Regions from separate parts of the Homo sapiens genome. Here region 1 is linked to region 2. Evidence: read pairs that join two places in POLR2A ChIA-PET (ENCODE). Cell type or tissue: PC-9. All regions are shown on one strand. Links, peaks and the distances in the headings refer to the core of each region. The heading gives the core; the rest is flanking DNA.

Region 1 (2,929 bases), core at 177-2,676, 93 kb after region 2:
TTTTAGTCCTTCGTCAGTCCTCTCAGTGGACATGACGGCACAATTGTTCAAGGCAGTCCTAGAAGGAGGCCTTGGGGCATCCTGGGCAACATGATTCAGTTTTCTGTACCAAGCCATTTAGTTAAGATTATTACCAGCTGGTGAGAGAAGCTCCTCCACTGTCTGCCTTAACATAGGTCATTTCAATTAACCTGAGATTTTCAGATGAGGAAACTGAAGCTGGGCTGAAGTATCTTACTTGAGGTCATTTGGTAGCATCAGATTTTTCCCTAGCACTCCTTATTCTCCTTCTCTGCTTTATTTTTCTCCATAGCATTCACCACTAATATTGTGTATTTCATTTTTCATTTTTATATTTTCAGTTTCCCCAAGTAGAATGTAAGTTGCATGATGGTAGGTGTTTTGTTCTCTGCGGTATTCCCAGTGAGTAGAACAGAACTTGGCACAGACTGCTGTATTCCCAGTGAGTAGAACAGAACTTGGCTCATTCAATAATATTTCCTAAATGAAGGAATTGTTCAAATATCGCATGCTTTCTTCTATACCAATCTATTTCAACAAGTGGCCTTCAGCAAATACACAACGTTTTGAGGTATTTGAGAGAAAAAAAATTATACTAACACAAAGTGTCAACTGTTATCAGGATTTTCTTCAGCTAAAAAAAAAAGCCATTTCATACTTTTAGACATATACTTCCTGACTAAAAACAGGGTTTTAAGAAAAAGTCTTCCACCTTAAAATTCATATCCACTTCAAAGAGAAAAATTTCAGTCTAATGATAAACTGGGGTACTTTCTATTTACTAAGACTAATCTTTGCCTCTGAAGACAGGTTTAGTTATGGTTTGTTTATTTGATGATTAAAACAAAGTTATTAGCCCCTGTTAGGCTCTGCTAGTTATTTGCATATAGCAATACAGAATGATCTGGTAAAGTTTTTATGCAGATTTGGTCCAAGCTCATAAAACAGATAAATTCTTCCAAATTAAATTCTTATTTTTGTTTACTTAAATTTGGCATGCTAGATATCATGTTTCATATCATAAAGCTGCAATTAATCATTTGTTAGACTTTTAGAAATAGTCATGCACCACATAATAATGTTTGAGTAAATGACAAACTGCATATGTGATGGTGGTCCCATAAGATTATAATAACATATTTTTACTGTACATTTTCTATGTTTGCATATGTATAGATACAGAAATATCATTGTGTTACAATTGTCTATAGCATTCAGCATAGTTATAGACTGTACAGGTTTGTAGCCTAGGAGCAATAGGTATACCATATAGCCTACCTAGATGTATAGTAGGCTATATCATATAAGTCTGTGTAAGTACACTCTGTGATAGTCACACAATGACAAAATAGCCTAACAATGCATTTCTCAGAACGTATCCCTGTCATTAAGAATGACTGTAGTAAAAAGCTACATGTTTTGATTCATTTTACATAATTCTTATCCTGATTTACTAAAAGTGCACTGTTTGCAGGACACTGTGCTGTGACATATTGTCAGAGGAACAAAGGGAGCATTTAGACACGTTCTCTGCCCTCCTGGAATTTACACAATGAATGGAAAAAGGCACAGAGTTATGCACACCCTAATGCCTCCAACAATAACTGTTGACTTTTTATTTTCAGTCAGAGAAGCCTGGCAACCAAGAACTGTTTTTTTGGTGGTTTACGAGAACTTAACTGAATTGGAAAATATTTGCTTTAATGAAACAATTTACTCTTGTGCAACACTAAATTGTGTCAATCAAGCAAATAAGGAAGAAAGTCTTATTTATAAAATTGCCTGCTCCTGATTTTACTTCATTTCTTCTCAGGCTCCAAGAAGGGGAAAAAAATGAAGATTTTGATACTTGGTATTTTTCTGTTTTTATGTAGTACCCCAGCCTGGGCGAAAGAAAAGCATTATTACATTGGAATTATTGAAACGACTTGGGATTATGCCTCTGACCATGGGGAAAAGAAACTTATTTCTGTTGACACGTAAGTCACTATTTTTATTGTTTATAGACCAAAATTTTAAGTTATTTTTAAAGGATAGAGCCAATAAGATGAAATATTTTTAAAATTTCTTATATACAGAAACTGCAAAATGTGGGCTTGAAACCCAAGACACTTGAATCAATCTCCTTTATATTCCTGTATATTTTTTATTTGGTGGACTACCCTGCTTCTTTCCTGTTGTTCCTGGGGATCTGTGTTCACATCTTACTACCTCCCATGGTCGTAACTGCATCTCCGATTAGGAATCTGTCTTTTTATGTGTTTATGCAGAAGTTCTTTCATTTAAACAATTACTGTATACAATGTTATGTTTATTGCACCATTTAATGGTTATTCATGATAGGCATAAAATTTTTTTATATCTTTCAAAACATCACTTATAGAAATAAAATACAATTTTAGCAAATAAGATCCTGCCTGATATTTATTGAGAGACTCCAGACAGTTAAGTAGGTTAATCTTTCACAGCTTCAGGGTCCTAATTTGTAAAATGAGGATAATAAGCATAGCTCATAGGGTTATTTAAAGAGCGGGTGCATGTAAAGCTCTTAGTACAATGCTTGGCACATATGTGCATAAAAAAATGTCAGGTACTTATTAGGATGGTCCTCAAAAAGCTCCATGTAACTTAAATGTCTTCATTTTTCAGTTGGAAAATCCCCTTATTGAAAGCAATATTCACTACACAGTAAAACAAAAAGTTTAGTTCTCCTTGAAGTTTTTTGTACAGAAGTTTATCTATACTGAGGTCTTCACTTTTAATGATGTTAATTAAACATTAACCACCAAATGGGAACTTGGAATTCAAAATCAATATTCACTACATTAAAATGTATTTCAGTGGTAATAAAACACAAACAAGCCCAATGACCATCAGCTGCCAAGATTATATCTTTAAAAAACAGCTA
Region 2 (2,929 bases), core at 117-2,616:
GGACAAGATTCCAGTTCTAGAAGAACCGAGATATATGGCAGGAAATTAAGTTAACGAGTCATGCTTGAGTGTGTGCAACTGGACAGGCAGGGCAAGATACACAAACCTGGCCACTGAAATCTTTTTACTTTAGAAAGAGCACTGGGTGTGGTGCCTGGCTACCCAGGTCAGAGATCACCCCATGCCTAGTCAGTCCAAGGAACTTAATCAATTCAGATAAAATGCTTTATCTGGGTTAAGATGAAAACACACACACACACACACACACAAATTTCACTGCTGCCTAAAATCACACTAAATTTACAATAAAAGTTTTTTTTAAGACATAAAACCACAAATATGGGGAGATTAGGAGAGGTGGCAAAAGCAATAAAATTTTGGAAGCTACAAAACATATTGATGACAGGTAACTGATCAAACCAACCCAAGAAACATGAGAATCCTGAGCTGTCAGTGGGGGAAGCTGAAGACTAACCTGATTTATACTTCAGAATTTTCCAGAGACTCCCAAATTGATAGTATCAGAGCCCTCTGGACCTGGAAGTGAAGGAAGACCATTAAAACAGGAATTCTGTGAGTCCCTGCATCTTTTCTCCTCTCCATGCCACTGGGAAGTGACTGGCATCTGAAAATTCTCTGGGCAGGGTAAAATAGACGGTCTTCTCTGAGTTGAAGGAAACTAGATTCACTAAAGATATGAATATAAACCCCAAAATCAGAAGAATTAAGTAACTGGTATATCCTGAAGGATGAATGCTGAGGCACTCCTCCCACAAAGCCCTCTTAACCCACTCAGATCTCAGAACGCTGGTGGCCAGTCAGAGTTTGACCTTCCCAGCTGGAGACTCTCTAGCAAGTCTGGCCAGTATGAGGGAAAATTTTAGATATTAGCTGTAGTAGGCTAAATAACAGCCCCGACAAAATGCCATATCCTAATCCATGGGACCTGTGAATATGTTACACAGGAAAGGATGGAAATGGATTTTGCAGTTGTGATTAAGTTAAGGATCTTAAAATGGGGGGGTGGGAGGGTTCCTGGATTTTCCAGGGGAGCCCAGTGTAATCATACAGTCCATATAGAGGGAGGTAACAGTATTAGATTCAGAGAGAAAAGATGTAAAGATGGAAGTAGGAATCAGAGAAGACAGAAGTTACTACACTGCTGGCATTGAACATGAAGGAAGGGGCACTAACCAAGGAGTGCGTGGCCTCTAGTAACTGGAAAAGACAAGGAAACAGATTCTCACCCTAGAGCTGCCAGAAGAACACAAGCCTGCCAACACCTTTTTTTTAGTCCAGTGAAACTGATTCTGGATTTTTGCTCTTTAGAACTGCAGATACTGCAGATAATAAAGTTGTGTTGTTTGGTCACTAAGTCTGTGGTTATTTTTCACAGAAGCAGAAAGAAACGAATATCTTGGCATTTGAAATTCCTCAGTCAATGATTCACCCAATTCGCACACAGTGAAATTCAGAGGAAATAAGCTCAAAGCTCACTCTGAGTTTCCAAGCAGCACTTTTCTTGACTCATTAATACAAGTAAATAGTCAAGTGTCCTAGACATCTGATGAAAGTCTCTTACATGAAAGATAGAGAGCAAATACGTTTTTATTTTTTAAATTTATTTTCCATTTGAGTTTTAGATCGGGGGTATATGTGCAGGTTTGTTATAATGGTATATTGCATGATGCTGAGGGTGAGGCTGCTATTGATTCCATTACCCAGTTAGTGAACATAGTACCCAACAGGAAGTTTTGCAGCCCTTGCCCCACTCCCTTCCTCCCTCCTTCTGGAGTCCTCAGTGTCTGTTTCCATCTTTATGTCCGAGTGAACCAAAGATTTAGCTCTCACTTATAAGTGAGAACATGCAATATTTGTTTTTCTGTTTCTGCATTAATTCGCTTAGGATAATGGCCTCCAGTTGCATTCATCTTGCTGCAAATGACATGAAATCATTTTTTTAATGGCTGCATAGTATTTCATGGTATATATGTGCAACAGTTTCTTTATCCACTCTCCCATTGATGAATTTTTAGGATAATTCCATGTCTTTGTTATTGTAAATAGTGCTGCAATGAATATACATGTGCACATGTCTTTTTTGTAGAACAATTTATTTTCCTTTGGGTATATACTCAGTAACGGGATTGCTGGGTCAAATGGTAGTTCTATTCTTAGTTTTTTGAGAAATCTCCTAACTGCTTTCCACAAGGGCTGAACTAATTTGCATTCCCACCAACAATGTATAAGCATTCCCTTTTCTCTGTAACCTCACCAACATCCATTATTTTTTGACTTTTTAATAATAGCCATTCTGACTAGTGTGAGATGATATCTCATTGTGGTTTTGATTTGCATCTCTCTGATGATTAGTGATGTTGAGCATTTTTTCATATGTTTGTTGGCCACTTGTATGTCTTATTTTGAGAAGTGTCTGATCATGTTCTTTGACCACTTTTAAATGAGGTTTTTGGTTTTTTCTTGTTGATTCATTTAAGTTTCTAATAGATTCTGGATATTAGATCTTTGCCAGATGCGTAGTTTGAAAATATTTTCTCCCATTCTGTAGGTTGTCTGTTTACACTGTTGATAGTTTCTTTTGCTGTGCAGAAGCTCTTCGTTTAATTAAGTCCCATTTGTCTATTTTTTATTTTGTTGCACTTGCTTTAAGGGTCTTCATCATAAATTATTTGCGTAGGCCAATGTCTAAAAGAGCATTTCCTAGGTTTAATTTTATAATTTTTATAGTTTCAGGTCTTACATTTAAGTCTTTAATCCATTTTGAGTTAATTTTTGTATGTAGTGACAGATAAGGGTCCAGTTTTATTCTTCTGCACATGGTTAGCCAGTTATCCCAGCAGCATTTATTGAATAGGGTGTCCCTTCTGGATTGTTTATTTTTGTCAACTTTGTCAAAGATCAGTTGGTT

Evidence for each region. Peaks named below come from ENCODE experiments on the same cell type or tissue, not always from the same donor. Only the 100,000 strongest peaks of a DNase experiment are listed, where the experiment ranks them.
Region 1: POLR2A ChIA-PET joins it to region 2 with 8 read pairs; 3 of 35 experiments call an interaction of 5 or more read pairs at or near these places.

The regions. Positions count from the first base shown.
Region 1 is chr3:149,220,718-149,223,646 of GRCh38, reverse strand. It overlaps CP (ceruloplasmin), which reads left to right and starts at 1,818. Exons shown (of 19, transcript NM_000096.4): 1 at 1,818-2,000. The coding sequence starts at 1,855. In PC-9, for the core only: no CTCF peak of the experiment used is centred there; a DNase peak (open chromatin) is centred at 1,696.
Region 2 is chr3:149,313,790-149,316,718 of GRCh38, reverse strand. All of the region lies in intron 1 of TM4SF18-AS1 (TM4SF18 antisense RNA 1), which reads right to left. Among named protein-coding and RNA genes, the nearest start is that of TM4SF18, 18 kb to the left of the region's middle. In PC-9, for the core only: no CTCF peak of the experiment used is centred there; a DNase peak (open chromatin) is centred at 1,418; H3K27ac peaks cover 2,042 bases.